Regions from separate parts of the Homo sapiens genome. Here all the other regions are linked to region 3. A link is an interaction called in ENCODE POLR2A ChIA-PET data of the cell type or tissue named here. Cell type or tissue: GM12878. All regions are shown on one strand. Each heading gives the region's core, and the rest is flanking DNA. Links, peaks and the distances in the headings are about the cores only.

Region 1 (5,000 bases), core at 1-5,000, 340 kb after region 3:
ATATTGTTATTACATTAATAATGAAGAAGATACATGCCAAAAAGATCAGAGTACAATACAATGGAATACTAATGAACAATAAAAAGGAATGGAGGAACAAAACTACTGATGCAACAATACGGATGAATTGCAAAAGAATATAATGCCCAGAAAAAGAAGTCAGACACAAAAGAGTACCTACTCTATGATTCAATATATAGGATGTTCTAGAACAGGCAAAACTAACTTATGATAACACTCAGAACAGCAGTTGCATTTCTTGTGTGGAGTGGAGGGTGGGAAGGGGAGTTAATATGAAACGGGCATGGAGGAGCTTCTAGGAATGATAAAATGTCCTACCTTGATATGAGAGTAGGTTATGTGGGTATATATATGTATTTGTCAAAACTTAACGACCAGTAACCTTAAAGGATGTGCATTTCACTATATGCCAATTATACCTCCATAAAACATGTTTTAAAATCTTGAATACAATGATTTAAAAAATATTATAGAGAATTTGGAAAATTTTTTAAAAATTAAGAAGAAAGCTGGGCGCGGTGGCTCACGCCCGTAATCCCAGCACTTTGGGAGGCCGAGGCGGGCAGATCATGAGGTCAGGAGTTCGAGACCAGCCTGGCCAACACAGTGAAACCCTGTCTCTACCAAAAATACAAAAAATTAGTCAGGCGTGGTGGCGAGCGCCTGTAATCCCAGCTACTCAGGAGGCTGAGGCAGGGGAACCGCTTAAACCTACGACGGAGGTGGTAGTGAGCCAAGATCGCGCCACTGCTCTCCAGCCTGGGCAACAGATTGAGACTCTGTCTCAAAAAAAATAAAAATAAAAATAAATTAAGAAGAAAATTAAAACACTCATAACCACTAGAGTAAATAATTTTAATGATATGAAATGTAATATAAACATTACATTATCTCATTAGCATAGAGAAGAGATAAAGCATAAGATCAGAGTGAATAACTTGTTTCCTATTTTCCTATACTAAGTGGGGTACAAGGAAAGCTACAAAACTATTATTTATGCTCTTATTACTCTTATTTAAAAATCATTATACATATGAGTAAGGTCTAAAATTAAAAAATGGCAAATAGTTGGTGTTTCCAATGTTGCGACTGTATAGTGTGATTTTCTTTTTAAAATGTCCTTTATCTGTCAATAAATAATAGTCATGATAGAAAAACAGGTTTTAGGAGGAAAGATGAGAGCAACTGAGGTAATTTTCTCCGAGTGGAAAGCACACAAAGGGCCACTTGATTACAGTCTTCATTTGTAGGAAAGCTGTGAGCCTGCTGAAGACAGGAAGAGCATCTCATTAATTCTGAGTCCTAGTCCCACATCTGCCACAAAGTAGGGGCACCATAAGCATTTCTGAATAAATATTCTCCACGTTGGCTAGGCACAGTGGCTCATGCCTGTAATCCCAGAACTTTGGGAGGCCAAGGTGGGAGGATCGCTTGAGGCCAGGAGTTTGAGACCAGCTTGGGCAACATAGCGAGCCCCTCATCTCTATAAAAAATAAAAATACGTAAATATTTTTAAAAAAATTCTCCATGGCCAGGGAGAATCAATCAGCAAGAAAATGATTTTAAACTAAAGCATGAGAGATTTGGGGCACACATGAATAAGCCTTTGACTGTCAGAGATCATGAAGAAAATTCTGGAATATCTAATGCAAAAGAAATTAAGAGTATATTACTCTTTGTTCAGGATAGTTTACTTTACACACCCATCTTCCTAAAGGAAGGCATCTCAAGCTGTCAGGCTCTCCAGTTCCTCTCTAGGTATAAGATTTCTACTTCTATTATTGCTTCCTCCAGAAGACCACGGATCAGAATTACTTGTCTATTCAGAAACCGTATTTGGGCAAGAGAAGGAGAGCAGATGTCCAGCCTTAGGTACAGCCATGTTTTCAGCTAAGAGGCTCAGCTTCCACCTCAGAGCTGAACTTTACAGAACTCTCAAAGGGATTCAATTCGATGCTTGTTCCAAAGAGCAAATAACCAAGGTCCAAGGTGTCTGATTACTGTCTAAAGCAGGAGGCAGCCAACACACCCATATTGTTAAGAAACACCCCTCTTGATGAGCCTGAAATGATGTGGCTACCTCAGAGTATCGATAGCAGTCCTCTTCAGGTGGTAGAACCTAAAGAATTTTTAGTTTTTCCTTTTTAAATGTTCTAAAATAAACATGTAGCGCTTCTGCAGACAGAAAATTACAACTTGTTTCTATATTCTCAGGATGTTAAAAGAATTCAAAGAATTCTCTCTTTGAATCAGTTTTCAAGGTCAAGTTGCTTACCACCCCTAAAAGAAATTTAAATGATGTTTAGAAATAGACCTGCCTTTTCATGTCCTCCTCCTTCCCCTCTGTTGAGTAAACAATGCTTTGTTTAAGCTAACAGTTGCTGAGCCCACATTCTGTACCTGTTGGCAGCTGGCACCAGATAGGGTTGAGGTATTTCACAACTTACCATGGCCATGACTCTAGGTCAAGATCAGAGTTCAGCCACCCAAGCAGAAGTTCTTCTGTGATAAAAGCAGAGGGGAAATTACTGTGATGAAGGAAATGGCATTAAAATCATTAATCAGGATAACTTGCAGTTTGCATGAAGCTAAGCCATGAGGAAATGACACCCAACTTAATCAAAAGGCCAGTTACTGATTAGCCAAAGATACAAGGAATGGGCTAATTAGAGAAACTGTTAAAAAAAGTCAACTTTATCACACTGGTAAAATATTTTCCCACCTGTTCTTCTGTTTGGAGATACACACTACAGAAAGGATTCCTATTGTTTTGTTAGGTTAAGTACCAATACTTGTACTCAAGCTGGACACAGATTCTGAACTGAATGTTACAGCAGATCAGAAGAGGTTCCCCCTTTGAGAAAAGAGATAATCCAACTGCATCAGAGGAAAGTACAGCATACCAGCCTCCCCTCTGTGTGTGCATCTGTGTGAGTGTGTTTGTGTGTGTGTAATGACAGGCCGGCAGCCCAACCAACATTAGAATCTTTTCGTTTCCCAGTGGCGATTTTCACCGCCACCATTCTAGGATTAAAGATTTTCTTCCCTTTAAGCTGCAGGCTTATACACTCAACTTTGTCCTCGGTTTTCAGCACCCCCTCTTTCATCATCATCACACATTTTTTTCAGTTGTTCAGAATGCAAGAAATGTCTTCACTGTAGTCTAGGACTCTTGTGGAGTTCTCATGACACATAAACAGTCCCCTAATGGCAGCCCACCACCTCCTATTCCCATATCTAAGTCATATAAACAAGGCACCTTCTCTTTTCTTGTTTTTTTGAGTCAGGGTCTCCCTCCATTGTCCAGGCTGGAGTGCAGTGGTGCAATCATAGCCCTCTGCAGCCTCGAACTCCTGGACTCAAGCGATCCTCCTGCCTCAGCCTCCCGAGTCACTGGGACTACAGGTGCGAACCACCTGGATAAGGCTCCTCTTCTCAGAGTTTAGTTAGATCCTTGATACTCAAAGAGTCATCCTAGAACCAGGAGTACATGCATTCCTGGGAACTTGTTAAAAATGCAGAACCTGGCTGGGCGTGGTGGCTCACGCCTGTAATCCCAGCACTTTAGGAGGCTGAGGCAGGTGGATCATTTGAGGTCAGGAGTTTGAGACCAGCCTGGCCCACATGGTGAAACCCCATCTCTACTAAAAATATAAAAATTAGCTGGGGGGTAGTGGCACACGCCTGTAATTCCAGATACTTGGGAGGCTGAGGCAGGAGAATCACTTGAGCCTGGGAGGTGGAGGTTGCAGCGAGCCAAGATCATGCCACTGCACTCCAGTCTGGGTGACAGAGTGAGACACTGTCTCAAAAGAGAGAGATAGAAAAAAAGCAGAATCTCAGGTCCCTACCCCACACCTACTCCCAGAATCTGCATTTTTACAAGATTCCCCAAACATTTGCCTGCACAGTAGTTTGAAAAGCACTGGTCTAGATAATCTGACCAAGCAGTGTGCCTTTTGATGATAACTAAGTCCTTCTTAACCCACCTGATTACCATTTAGGCCTTGTTTGATCACATTTGCTTTTTACCTTCCAGTTTCATTCTTCCTGTTTCCCATCATTCATTGCCGACTTACCCCCTATTACCTGGGGGTTCAACTAAGGGGAGAACCAACTAGTCCTGGGACACACCCTGAGCAAAGGTACAGAGGTGGGAATGAGCTGCAGTTTCAGGAATAATGAGGAAATGCGGGAGTGACAGCAGAGGGCTCATTCCAGGGAAGGCTCAGAAACAAGGTTGGAAAAGCCAAAGTGAACTGAATGGTATGGGCCTTGCACGGCCGGCTGAGGAGTCTGGCTACAGAATACCATAGGTCATGGGAATACTGTGGAAAGTTTTTTGTTATTTGCAGACAAATGCCATAATAAAAGAAAAGCTTTAACAAGGTACTGTACTTTACTATAGGGTAAACTGGAAAGAGAGAGACTGGAGTGAGAGAGAAGGAGTTAAGAAGGCTTGAGAGACAGCTACAGGAACAGATGGGTAGAGGCAAAAGCTTGGGCAGGGTGTGGCACTGGAATATGATATATGGGGGATGTCTGGAAGGAAGACTTTATCAGAAGTAGTGACTCATGGACTGTGTAGATTTACTCATTCAATCACCAAATGTTCCTACATGACCTCTCACAGCACCTCTCCAGGCACTGATAGAGATAATGCAGTGGATAAGACAATGAACCTGCTGTCAAGGCATTTATAGTCTACCAGGAGAGATAGACGACACATTTATTTATTTTATTTTATTTTTTACATAACTAGACATCTTTATCTTTTGACAAATAGCTTTTACAAACATAATTTTCAAGCTCTTTCCACAATATAAATCATTACTTGGCTCCCCTTATTTCATTAAAAAAAAAAGGATTCATTCTGACTTCTCTTTCCTTTTTTTTTTTTTTTTTTTTTTTTTTGAGGCAGAGTGTTGCTCTGTTGCCCAGGCTAGAGTGCAGCGGTGCAATCTTGGCTCACTGCAACC
Region 2 (5,000 bases), core at 1-5,000, 150 kb after region 3:
GTCCAGGCGGGAGGATTGCTCGAGGCCAGGAGTCCAAGACCAGCCTGGGCAATATAACTAAACCAGTTCTCTACAAAAAATAAAAAAGTTAGCTGGGCGTGGTGTGCACTATCTGAGGCAGGAGGATCTCTTGAGCCCAGGCGTTTGTGGTTACAGTGAGCTATGAACATTCCACTGCACTCCAAGTTCTGGGCAACCCATTCTGTAAAAAAAAAACAACAAGTGAAGTTCCAACATCTGTCTTTCTGGCTTCACTTTTTTCTTGCTAGTTGGTACAAACAAAAATATCAGTTAACATTCATGTTGGAACTACATTCATTTATCAGTTACAACTGTAGGCTGGTTATAGATTCAGCAGGTTGGCAAAAATCAATGAAAGCATCCTGTAAGACCCAACTGGCCATATGCAATTTACAGTAAAGAGTAGTATATATTTTTTATTATTTGTAAATTATTAGCCATCCTTTATGTCAATAAAATTTATCATAAATGTATGTATGTGTATATATGCATGCATTTTCCCCAGAGAGCTCATTGTTAATTAAACATCTACCAGCATACTACTGGGCAGGTTGCCTTAGTCTGAGGAGTGGCCAGAGATTTGACTCTGGAAAGATTCCCAGAAGAGGGTGGGAATGGCTGATGGAAAGAGGCTACTGAGGAGGTTGGAGGGGGCCTCAGGTGGAAGGATTAGCCTGGCCAGGCACAGAGTCCCTGAAAAGGGATGAGAAGTGAAGAAAACCTGGGATAGGGTGGAGTGAGAGCTCGCCATTTCTCTGCCAAGCAGGACGCAAGCCATCTTCTGCAAGCAGGAGGTGGAGAAGTGAGGAAGGGTGAAGGTTTGGCCTGAGTAGAGTAGTCAGTGTGGGGCCAAGAAAAGGGACCAGGGAGGACGAGGAAGAGTAAGGAGGACTGCAGAACACTCATGAAAACCGAGAGGACGGCAGGCCCGGCGAATGGCTCACGCCTGTAATCCCAGCACTTTAGGAGGCTGAGGCAGGCAGATCACCTGAGGTCAGGAGTTCCAGATCAGTCCTGCGAACGTGGTGAAACCCCGTCTCTACTAAAATTACAAAAAATAGCCGGGCATGGTGGCGGGAGCCTGTAATCCCAGCTACTTGGGAAGCTGAGGCAGGAGAATCACTTGAACCTGGGAGACAGACGTTGCAGTGAGCCGAGATCACGCCACTGCACTCCAGCCTGGGCGACAGAGCAAGACTCCATCTTGAAAAAAAAAAAAAGGGCCGGGCACGGTGGCTCACATCTGTAATCCCATAACTTTGGGAGGCTGAGGCAGGAGGATCACGAGGTCAAGAGTTGGAGACCAGCCTGACCAACATAGTGAAACTCCATGTCTACTAAAAATACAAAAAATTAGCCAGGCGTGGTGGTGGGCGCCTATAATCTCAGCGACTGGGGAGGCTGAGGCAGGAGAATCTCTTGAACCCGGGAGGCGGAGGTTGCAGTGAGCCGAGATCGCGCCACTGCACTCCAGCCTGGGTGACAGTGTGAGACTCCGTCTCAAAAAAAAAAAATGGTAAAGAAAACCTAGAAGACAGCAACCGAATCACAGCCATGAAAGCAAGAGGGTCGAGTGTAACCAGGTGCAGTACTGGCTAAGCCCCATGGTACGGATTGCTTGAATAATCTCCCAGGACAATCCTAGGAGGAAACCAAGGCTTGAAAGAATTAAGTCATTTGTCCACAGCTTGCAGCCAGTTAGTGGCTGAGTCAGGAGTTGAATTTAGGCAGCCTGGCCCTCTTGACAAGGCCAAAGACTGCGCAGAGGCACCTTTCTCCTCAGCAAAGCTCCCCCAGATGATGCAAGTTCAAATGCTCCAGGACGGAGATTGGCAGGGCTGGCTTGGCTACATGTCAAGGGCTTGTGGGCATCCTAAGGCTGGCAAAGCCGCCTCACATCTCCGGCCTCCCCAAACATTCTTGCACCTGATGCTCTTAGCACCCCGCACTGTCTGTTGAATCTAATTATAATGAATCTAGACTTGCATTTTTAAATATCTTTGTTATTTTACCTTCAGATAATTCATTCTTATTGTGTTTTTAAATAGTAAAGTATGTGACAGATTGGAAATTTACAAAACGATCCTGCGCCTTAGAACATTTGAGAGGCAGGGTCCTAACGTTCTATTCTAATCACATTGATCCCTTGCTGGGAGCCCTTAGTCATCCCTGCTGGCTATAGCAGTTTTCCAAATGGTGGGTGGGGATCAATTAGTGGGTTGGGAGATTAGTTTTCAGTGTCATTAAAAGAGTTAAAAAAGAAGTGGCCCCAAATAGAAAATATCAGAGTATATTACACATAGTAAATACATTTTGTTTTAGCTACATATATCTTCATGGATATGTGTACTGGATTATGATGAAAAATGTCTTTCTTACTATGAGTACAGTAAAAAAAAGCAACTTTTTTTTTTTGAGGCAGAGTCTTACTCTGTCACCCAAGCTGGAGTCCAGTGACATGATCTCAGCTCACTGCAACCTCCACCTCCCAGGTTCAAGCAATTCTCCTGCCTCAGCCTCCCAAGTAGCTGGGATTGCAGGTGCCCACCACCACACTTGGCAAATTTTTGTATTTTTAGTAGAGACAGGGTTTCACCATGTTGGCCAGGCTGGTCTCGAACTCCTGACCTCAGGTGATCTGCCCGCCTCGGCCTTCCAAAGTGTTGGGATTACAGGCATGAGCCACTGTGCCCGGCCAAAAAAAGGCAACTTTGAATGCTGCTCATCTGCAGTTAAAGAGCACTGCCAGGCCTGATATTCAAAGCCATCGAGGCAGAAGCAATTGCTGAGGAAGATCAGGCAATGCTTCATGGGAAAAAGGTGAGGACAGCCTGGGCTGGAGGATGTGCAGGTTGTGGATGAGACCAAAGGCCAAGAAACACCGGGACTTTCATGTTTAGACTGTACCAGTGCTGCAACTCAGAGAGGAGCTGGGCCTGGCAGTCCCTTATGATAGCACCTTAGAGGAGGGAGACCCTGAGTTTGCTAGGGAAATCAAAGGAGACTTCCTGGAGGTGGTAGTGTCTTAGTTGACTTCTCAGTGTTTGCCAGGAGAACAGGGGTGTCAGAGGGCTCATCTGGCTGAGTGGCTTGTGAAAAGGTATGAGAAAGCCCGTCCTGTTTGGGGAGCTACACGCCATTTTGTATAGGTAGAGCATGAACTAGGGAGGGGGACTTCGTGAGTCTTGTTGGGTGTCAAGATTTTATTTTGGGATGAAGAGCCATGGAGGAATTTTGAGCAGAATGGCATGAGCAGACTTACATCTTTGGAAGATGACTCTGGTGGCCTGAGGAGGGTGGATTAATGGAGAGGAGGCAGGAGGCAAGGAGTCCTGTAGGATGACTACCGACCTCAGCAGGGTGCCCTGAGGCCAGGGTGTGAAGAGGCATGGAGGCAGGAGAGAGACTCAGGAGGAGGAGCTGAGGGCACTGGCGACCCAGCAGTCCAGGTGGGGCCGTGAGAAAGGGGTGGAGGTGAGGAAGCCCCCTGTGTCTGTGACTCCGAGGGCTGGCTAGATAGTAGTGCCATTGCCAGATAAAGAACACAGAGAGCCAGGTGTGGTGGCTCATGCCTGTAATCCTGGCACTTTGGGAGGCCAAGGCGGGAGGATTGCTTGAGCCCAGGAGTTAGAGACCAGCCTGGGCAATGTAGGGAGACCCTGTCTTTACCAAAAAAAAAAAAAAATTTAAGAGAATTAGGCAGATGTGGTGGTGTGCACCTCTGATCCCCTCTAAGGTGGAACTGGAGCTGAGGTGGGAGGATTGCTTCAGCCCGGGAGGTCAAGGCTTCAGGGAGCCATGGCATTTCAGCCTAGGTGACGAAACAAACAAAAAACACAGGAGGCAGAGGGTGTCTGGTGAGAAGACAGCATGTTCACTGTTGAAAGTGGACTCGTAGGCAGACATGTAAGGTGGGCAGCTGGGGCAGTGGGGAGAGGATGGGTAAGCGGTGCAGAGAGGGGTGTCCCTGGCCTGGAGAGTGTGTGGAATGAGGGGGAATGGCCTGTAGACAGAGCCTCAGGGAGCCACATCTGTGAGTATCCAGGGAGAGAGGAACCCACAAAGGACAGAGGGGAGTGGTCGTAGTGGCAGAAGACCCAGAAACTTGGGATACAGAAACCAAAGGCGCAGAGAAGACCTAGGAGGAAAACAGCAGTGCGAGGGCTTCAGAAGGCCAGAGTCCTTGAGGCTGAGAGGGCCAGACTGCAGCCTCGGGGAACCGCCAATGTCCCTGGCAAGGCTGACGGCAGAGGGCGGTGAGGCTTTGTGTGTGAATGGAGGTAACACCATGAGGCAGAGTGTAAGCGGGCTGCCTCGGACCATGCCACACCGTGTGCAAATTAGAAAGGGGCACCCCTTCCTCCAGGCAGATTCAACCCCTCGTTCTGGCACATAGGCTTGGCAAGAGGAGTGCAGGCTATGCCTCAGCCTCCACCTGCCCCACAGTGGGGCATCTGTGCACCTTGGCCCTGTGAGTGTGGACCAACCCTTCTAGAAACTGCCTGTCAAGGAAGGCAACAAGTGGTCATTGACCAAGGAGATACAGGATCATGTGAGGGTTTTCTTTTTTAAGATGTGAAAGTCTCATGAGTGCTAATTTGGATAAAGGCAGGGAACCCACGGAGAGTGAGAATTTGGAGATTCAGGAAAAGAGTGTACATGACACGAGGCGGGAGGGTGCAAGGCTGGAGCGGCTGCCCTGGGAGACGCCCATGCTGCAGGGGAGAGTCCGTTCAGCAGCCGCCACACAGACCAGGGACACTGAGCCACAGTCGGGACTGCTTGTCCCCAGCGACCAGGGGTTCCAGTGCCCAAGACTCAGGCCCATGCAGACGGCCCAGGAGTGGGCCAAGAGCTGGGCAGACCAGGCTGGGGAGGGTCTTGGCACAGCCTTTGCTTACTTATTATTTACTTTTTACTATGGGAAATTTTCAAACACACCCCAAAGTGGTGAGAAACTCAAATAAACCCTCTTAGAT
Region 3 (8,076 bases), core at 1,243-6,242:
CATTCCTGAAGGAGGTAGCCAGAAGCCTAATAATATTCTGGGGGTATTGTGGCTTAAGTATGTCAGCCCTGTCCAAATGTAGAACAATGCTGGGGGCTATTTCAAGCCACGTGAAATGTCAACACCTGTGGTAAAGGACTATTAGCAAAGCTAATGTGCAGAGTCTGCACACATGACAAGAAAAAAGTCAACTTGCTAGGAGGGGTTTGTTGGCTGTTTAGCTTTATCTGGACAAGGGAAAAAGTGGGTAGAAAAGGCTCTCTGGCTAGTTCCTCCTTGAAGCAAGAACTCAGCTTGTTTCTCTGGATAGTCTGTGGTCAGATATAACAATGGAAACTTCAGGAAATCTTTATTTAAAAAGAGAAGGTATCTCCCCACACCTTCTTCAATATTAGGTGCCACCAAATTCTGGCTGTTGATCTGTTACTCAACAACAACAAAAAATGTCTTTTGTTTATTTTTATGTCTGATTCCAAGGAGAGTTGAACTTATTTAAAGTGGGTCTTTAAAAAAAATCACTTCAGATGTTTGTTTCTTTTGAATTTTCCATTGGTATTCATTTTCTTATTTATTTGCAAGCACTTCCTACATAGCAAGAATAACAACATTTTGTTTTCATGTGTGTTGCAAATAGGTTTTCCCAGTTTGCCTATTGTTTTTTAACCTTGCCCGTTTGGAATAGCTTCAAGCCACATCATCTGATGGGAATGGAGGTCACCCTAACAGTGATACTGCAATGTCACTAATTCAATAACCACCAAATTTACTGCTAATAATCGCCAACATTTACTGAACATGCACCATATGCTTCATGTGCCATTAATCCACAAAATTACCCTATAAAGTAGGTACTATTTTTAGTTTCATTTTGTAGATGAAGAAACAGAAATAGGAGAGGCTAAGTAATGTGCCTAGTTACCCAGCCTAGTAAGGGATGGAATGTGGGGCTTGAACCCAGCCCTGACTCCTAAGTCCAGTTTCCAACCCTGCACTGTCCAATACAGTGACCGCAGGTAGCTATAGAGCACTTCACATGTAGCCAGCCTGATTTCAGAGACCAAGTGTAAAAAAAAGAATGTCAGATATCTCATTATTAAAAAATTTTTTTTTCAACAGGGTCTTGCTTTGTCACCCAGGCTGGAGTGCACTAGTGTGAACACAGCTCACTGCAGCCTCAACTTCCTGGGCTCAAACGATCCTCCCACCTCAGCCTTCTGAGTAGCTGGAATCACAGGTGTGTGCCACCATGCCCAGCCTCTCATTATTAATTTAAAAATTGGCCAGGTGTGATGGCTTACGCCTGTAATCTCAGCACTTTGGGAGGCTGAGGCAGGCAGATCACCTGAGGTCAAGAGTTTTGAGACCATCCTGACCAACAAGGTGAAACTCTGTCTCTACTAAAAATACAAAAATTAGCCGGGCATGATGGCATGCCTGTAATCCCAGCCACCCGGAAGGCTGAGGCAGGAGAATCGCTTGAACCCAGGAGGCTGCAGTGAGCCAAGATCGCACCACTGCACACCAGCCTGGGCAACAGAGCAAGACTCCATCTCAAAAAAAAAAAAAAAAGTGCCTACTGAAAAATTGTTAACATGATTCTGTTTACATTTCTGTTGACAGCATCTTCTATCCACTTTCCTACATAATCATCCTTCACTTGGGTGAAGACAGTCTGTGTGATCACCTGAGTCTTCTCTTCTCTAGTTATATCAAAAGGCTTGCGCCTTTTAAATCTGTTGATAAACTGAAACCTCCTTGCTTCCTGGTTTTCTTACATGAATTGAGATCATCCCAGGACCTCACTGTCTTGAACAAGCTCAGTTCTCTCCACTCTTCCTCACAGATGATTTCTCATAGGACCAAATTTTGTCATCCTTGTTGTCCACATCTCAATATTCTCCAGGTTATGGCTATCTCTATCCCTCTTGCCCTCCAAAATGAGACCACAGGCGGGGCACAGTGGCTCATGCTTGTAATCCCAACACTTTGGGAAGCCAAGGCAGGCAGATTCCTTGAGCCCAGAAGTTGGACACCAGCCTGGGCAATGAAGTGAAACCCCTTCTCTACCAAAAAAAAAAAAGAAAGAAAGAAAAGAAAATAAATTTTTAAAAAAGGGGAGACAATCCTCCAGAGAACCGTTGCAGATGTCCCAGAAAGGTGATGCTCCCAAGTGCACAGGGACAGAAAGTAGAATGGTGGTTGCCAGGAGCTGGGTAGAGGGGAATGAGGGAGTTGTTTCACGGGTACAGAGTTTCAGTTTAGGATGATGGAAGAGTTCTAGAGATGGATGATGGTGGTGAGTGCACAACCACGTGACTATTTAGTGCCACTAAACTGTACACTTAAAAATTGATTAAAATAAGCTTTATGTTGTGTACATATTACCACAAATACAATAAAAGAAATGAAGTTCTCATACGTGCTGCAGCAGGGATGAACCTTGAAAAGATTATGCTAAGTGGCCGGGCATGGTGGCTCACACGCCTGTAATTACAGCACTTTGGGAGGCTGTGGCAGGAGGATCGTTTGAGCTAAGGAGCTGGAGACCAGCGTGGGCAACATGGCGAAACCTGGTCTCTACCAAAAATACAAAAATTAGCTAGGCAGTGGTGGCAGCGCACCTGTAGTCCCAGCTATTTGGGAGGCTGAGGTGGGAGGATCACTTGAAACCCGGAGGTGGAGGTTGCAGTGAGCTGAGCGCCACTGTGCCCCAGCCTGGGCGACAGAACGAGACCGTGTCTCAAAGAAAAAAAAATAAAAAATAAAAAACCTTGTACTAAGCAAAATAAGCCGACACAGAAGGACGAATATTATATGATTCCACTTATACGAAATACCTAGAATAGGTAAATTCATTAGACAATTAGCCAAAGTGTATCAGAGGAGGTTGGGGGGATGCTGAGGGGAGGGGAAAAGAAAAAAGAAAATCAAGGGGTGGGAAGCAAATGGCTGCGGGGTAGAAGGGGAGTGGGCTGCCGCTTGGGTGTGTGGGCGTCAGGGGGAGACGGGACAGGCGATTTAGGCCCTGCGCGCAGGCGCCCCTGCGCTCCCGCCGTACGCAGCTGTCTTTGTCTGGGGCGGCGGCAGCGTGGCAGGAGCGAGGGGCGCCCCGACCCGTCCCCTCTGCCCTCCACTACCCCTGCCGGCTCCAGCCCGTCCGTGTCTCACCGTCTTTATTTAACAAAGAACGGAGAGACTATAAATGACCCTGAGCAGAGTGGCTGCGAGCAGGGCCCCTGGGGCGTCCCACGGGCGTCATCCTAGCCGCGTGAGCGCCGAGCTTGGGCACCGGGGGGGTTGGCGTGCTTGTACACTTGCTCCGTTTTCTCTGTAAGTACTAAGGATTCCCCTGCCGCCCTCTTCCTCATTTTCCACCATCCCAATTTACACAAGCATTAGTATTTTTTTTTTTTTTTTTGAGACGGCGTCTCGCTCTGTCACCCAGGCTGGAGTGCAGTGGCGCGATCTCGGCTCACTGCAAGCTCCGCCTCCCGGGTTCACGCCATTCTCCTGCCTTAGCCTCCCGTGTAGCTGGGACTACAGGCGCCCGTCACTACGCCCGGCTAACTTTTTGTATTTTTAGTAGAGACGGGGTTTCACCGTGGTCTCGATCTCCTGACCTCGTGATCCGTCCGCCTCGGCCTCCCAAAGTGCTGGGATTACAGGCGTCAGCCACGCGCCCGGCCACAAGCATTAGTATTTACTTCCGTAATTTCCCCATGCCCATGTAACATCACACACACACACACACACACACACACACACGTTTGCTTTTGTTTTCCAAGATGGCATCTAGTAGGCGCTTCTCTTTGTTTTGCTTTTCTAGTACACCGTGGAACCCCAAATCCCAGCTGGGATTCACTCTTTTCTAATGGCTGAACATTCATCCGGGGCATGAAGGCAGCTCAGTTCATTTCATCATTCCTTTGTTTCCTCTGTTTTGCCACCAGAAACTGCCGCGATGAATGTCAGTCCCCAGAGCCGGAACCGTTCCCGGTTTTCTCTACTTGGATCTGAGAACTCTGTCCCTCCAGCCCTGCGAGCGCTTTGCCAGGGTGACGGGCGGAAATGTCCCCGCATCCGTGCCTGCTTTCCCAGATGGGACCCTCCAGCAGTCCCCTCCACTGCCCGTGCTTCCTCCTAACCACTTCCCCCCAGCGACCGCGGAAGGCGCTTCCTCCCCCGCAGCGCGAGCCCCAAGCTCCTCCAGAGCCCCAGCTCTCCCCGCCCCCTTCCCGACCTTGTTTCATATGACCCCTCCCCCGCACATACTCAATTTCGTCTTCCCAAGGCGCCCACTCTCCACATCCTGATGAAAAAAAGAGCCGGCTGCTGTCCTATGTTATTGTCATACTTCTTTCCTCCCGTGCACTACACAACTTGAACAACTTTTTTTTTTCTTTTTTTGAGAAAAGGTCTCGAACTGTCGCCCAGGCTGGAGTACAGTGGCACGATGATGGCTCACTGCAGCCTCGCCCTCTCTGGGCACAGGTGATCCTCCTGCCTCAGCTTCCCAAGAAGCTGGTACTACAGGCGCGTGCCACCACTATTGGCTAATTTTAATTTTTTTTTAACCACAGGGTCTCGCTATGTTGCCCAGGCTGGTCTCGAACCCCTAGGCTCAAGGGATCCTCTCACCTCAGCCTCCCAAAGCGTGAGATTACAGGCGTGAGCCACCGCGCCCCGCGGTAAATACTATTCCAAGGAAATGGCACCTGAGTTTGAGGAGATTAATCGGGTTTACTGCAGGGAAGGAGCATTGGCCCTGGTGGCCAGAGGCAAGGGTACGAACCTGACCCTGCCCTTTCCCTGCCTGGTTCTGCCTTCAGCAAATTGTTCCACACATCTCTGGTTTCCTCCCCACATGATCCCAAGGCCCTGCTGGCTCTAGCCTTTGTGAGGCTAGAATTACAATTCCATTCCTCCCCAGCCACGCCCCATCTCTTGCTCCCTGTGCTAGCGCTTTCCCCAATCAGCCACACTTTCCTTTCCCATTCACTGAGCCTGTGGAAAGCCCTCTTATTCTGAATATCTAGATCCTATTCACCTTTGAAGACCCGACTTGGCCACGTTTCTTCCCAAAGCCTACTGCATGCCCTTTGTGGGAGGAACTGCTCTGTCCTTGCAACGCCACTGTGTGTAGTACTTTCTCTGTATCTTACCAGTGGCATCGCCCACTCTGCCTGGGGTGCTGTTCCATACTTGCCCTTCTTCCAGTGCCATCTATGTGTGTGGTAAGACCTCAGCATAGCACTTTGCCCACGGTAAAGGATATGGTTTCGGGAGTCCCAAGACCCGGGTCCACGTCCCAGCTCTGACACTAAATGTGTTATCTTGAACATGTCACATGGCCTTTCTGAGCTTAATTTCCCCAAATGTAAAATGGAAATAGTAACTTATTTCATAGTGTTGCTGTGTTGATTAGATGAGACATTATATAAGAAAATGCTTTGTGAACTGTAAAGCTATTTACACACATAAATAATAGTAAAGATAGATATTATTCAGATGCTGGCAAGAGGGATATTCTTTGCAAAACAGAATTAAAAAAAAAAAAGAAAAGAAGGCATGGTGGCTCATCTCTATAAACCCAACACTTAGCACTTAGGGAGGTCGAGGCGAGAGGATCACTTGAGCCCAGGAGTTCAAAACCAGCCTGGGCAACATAGCAAGACTCCCGTCTCTACAAAAATAAAATTAGCCTGGCATGGTGGCATGCGCCATTAATCCTAGCTATTTGGGAGCCTGAGCCCAGGAATTTGAGGTTACAGTGAATTATGATCATCCCACTGCACTGCAGCCTGAGTTGCAGAGCATCTCTTGAAAAAAAAAACAAAAATGTGGGAAAACTGTGGAAAATGAAAAAGACTTCTTGGTTGCCATCTCCAAATTTGGGGACTGATTCCTAATTATTCCTTTTAGATCAATTACCAGGTGATGTTAAATATACTGTAATAGTAAAAGCTAGAAATAATCTAACTTTTGAACAGTTGGAGGATGATGAAGTTATGGGTAATGGGAATAATATGTTATCATCAAAGTTAAATTTCTGAAGAATATTTAATGACATGGGAAACCAGTCATAATATAACATGAAAGCTAAAAAAGCAAGGTACTAAATAGTGGTGGAGAGGAGGTGTAAGAAGAGACTTTTCTCACCACCCTTCACAGCTTTCTGTTTGGCCCCTGAGTGGGGTGTCTGATGCCAGAGAACGTGGGACATATTCTAAGGCCTTAGTCTTACACAAATAGCTCACTCCCTGCCTCCCAAGAGACAGGGATTCAGAACAGGTGAACCAGGAGCCTAGAGCCTCAGGGGAGACCAAGGACTGTCCCAGATCCAGGCCCTGATTCTGTGGCCCAATGGCCTGACAATCTAAGGTCCTCTGTCTACCACTTCTTCCAGCCGGACTGTGGACCTCAAACATAACCTCTCACTTCCTGCTTTGACACTGTTTCCAGAGTGGGTTTATAGGAAAGACCTCCTCCAAAAAAGCAGGCTCCAACTACCAACACTAGAGAACTAAGCTCTAGCCAGGTGCAGTGGCTCACGCCTAATCCCAGCACTTTGGGAGGCCGAGGGGGGCAGATCACTTGAGGTCAGGAATTCAAGAGCAGCCTGGCCAACATGGCAAATCCCTGTCTCTACTTTTAAAAATACAAAAATTAGCCGAGCGTGCTGGTGTGTGCCTGTAATCCCAGCTACTTGGGAGGCTGAGGCATGAGAATTGCTTGAACCCAGGAGGCAGAGGTTGTAGTGAGCTGAGATCACACCACTACACTCCAGCCCAGGCAAGGCAACAGAGCGAGACACCGCCTCAAAAAAAAAAAAAAGAAAAGAAAAGAAAAAGAGAGAACTAAGTTCCAAAAAGAGGGGCCATGTGGGCCACAGGAGAGGACAAAAATGAGCTGTCACTGGTGGTTGGGGAAGTGCAAGGGGCTCCAGAGAGAAGGTGACATTTATGCTGGTCATGGGATGGTATTTGGCAAGTGGAGATATGATCATTAAAAGAAAGTTGTATTGTTATTATCTTACATTTCATAGTTCAGGATGGGGGAGGGGAGATGTTTTGTTTAAAATACCCTTTCTCCTCTTTTTTTTTTTTTGAGATGGAGTCTTGCACTGTCACCCAGGCTGGAGTGCAGTGGCCCGATCTCGGCTCACTGCAAGCTCTGCCTCCCGGGTTCACACCATTCTCCTGCCTCAGTCTCGCAAGTAGCTGGGACTACAGGTGCCCGCCACCACGCCTGGCTAATTTTTTTTGTATTTTTAGTAGAGACGGGGTTTCACCATGTTAGCCAGGATGGTTTCCATCTCCTGACCTCGTGATCCACCCACCTCGGCCTCCCAAACTGCTGGGATTACAGGCATGAGCCACTGCACCCGGCCCCCTTTCTCCTCTTATTAAAACTTTTATTGTAGAAAATGTGGAAAATAAAGATAAGAATATTAAAACATAAATAAATAAAGATAAGAATAAAAGTTTCCAGGCCAGGTGCAGTGGCTTACGCCTTTAATCCTAGCACTTTGGGAGGCCAAGGCGGGCGGATCACCTGAGGTCGGGAGTTCGAGACCAGCCTGACCAAAATGGAGAAACCCTGTCTCTACTAAAAATACAAAATTAGCCAGATGTGGTGGCTCACGCCTGTAATCCCAGCTACTTGGGAGGCTGAGGCAGGAGAATTGCTTGAACCTGGGAGGCAGAGGTTGCGGTGAGCTGAGATTGCGCCATTGTACTCTAGCCTGGGCGACAGAGCGAGACTCTGCCTCAAACAAAAAAAAGGAATAAAAGTTTCCTATAACCTCACCATCTAGAGCAGTGGTTCTTAACCCTGGCTGCACATTAGTGTCTCCTGGGGAGTGTTTAGGAAATACCATGAACTTTCTCCACCAATAACTTGAAGGGAAAAAAAAGAAAAGAAATACCATGAACCATCTGCAGAGAATCTGGTTCACGTGGGGCGAGGTGGGCCCCATGTTCTCTCTCTCTCTCTTTTTTTTTTTTTTTTGAGACGGAGTCTTGCTCTGTTGACCAGGCTGGAGTGCAATGGTGCAATCTTGGCTCGCTGCAACCT

The links. Peaks named below come from ENCODE experiments on the same cell type or tissue, not always from the same donor. Only the 100,000 strongest peaks of a DNase experiment are listed, where the experiment ranks them.
Region 1: POLR2A ChIA-PET joins it to region 3 with 5 read pairs; 3 of 35 experiments call an interaction of 5 or more read pairs at or near these places.
Region 2: POLR2A ChIA-PET joins it to region 3 with 5 read pairs; 8 of 35 experiments call an interaction of 5 or more read pairs at or near these places.

Annotation. Positions count from the first base shown.
Region 1 is chr2:69,779,043-69,784,042 of GRCh38, reverse strand. It overlaps ANXA4 (annexin A4), which reads right to left. Exons shown (of 13, transcript NM_001153.5): 2 at 2,469-2,523. The coding sequence starts at 2,477. Among named protein-coding and RNA genes, the nearest start is that of SMANTIS, 17 kb to the left of the region's middle. In GM12878, for the core only: no CTCF peak of the experiment used is centred there; no DNase peak of the experiment used is centred there; H3K4me3 peaks cover 425 bases; H3K27ac peaks cover 1,082 bases.
Region 2 is chr2:69,968,603-69,973,602 of GRCh38, reverse strand. The region is part of intron 9 of PCBP1-AS1 (PCBP1 antisense RNA 1); the gene reads left to right. It also overlaps a transcript of ASPRV1 not described here. Among named protein-coding and RNA genes, the nearest start is that of ASPRV1, 9.5 kb to the right of the region's middle. RefSeq lists an enhancer at 573-1,450. In GM12878, for the core only: no CTCF peak of the experiment used is centred there; no DNase peak of the experiment used is centred there.
Region 3 is chr2:70,120,300-70,128,375 of GRCh38, reverse strand. LINC01816 (long intergenic non-protein coding RNA 1816) reads left to right here and starts at 3,060. Exons shown (of 2, transcript NR_024444.1): 1 at 3,060-3,330; 2 at 3,951-4,340. RefSeq lists a silencer at 3,145-3,439 and enhancers at 3,766-4,571, 4,572-5,377, 7,193-7,292. In GM12878, for the core only: no CTCF peak of the experiment used is centred there; no DNase peak of the experiment used is centred there; H3K4me3 peaks cover 2,363 bases; H3K27ac peaks cover 5,000 bases.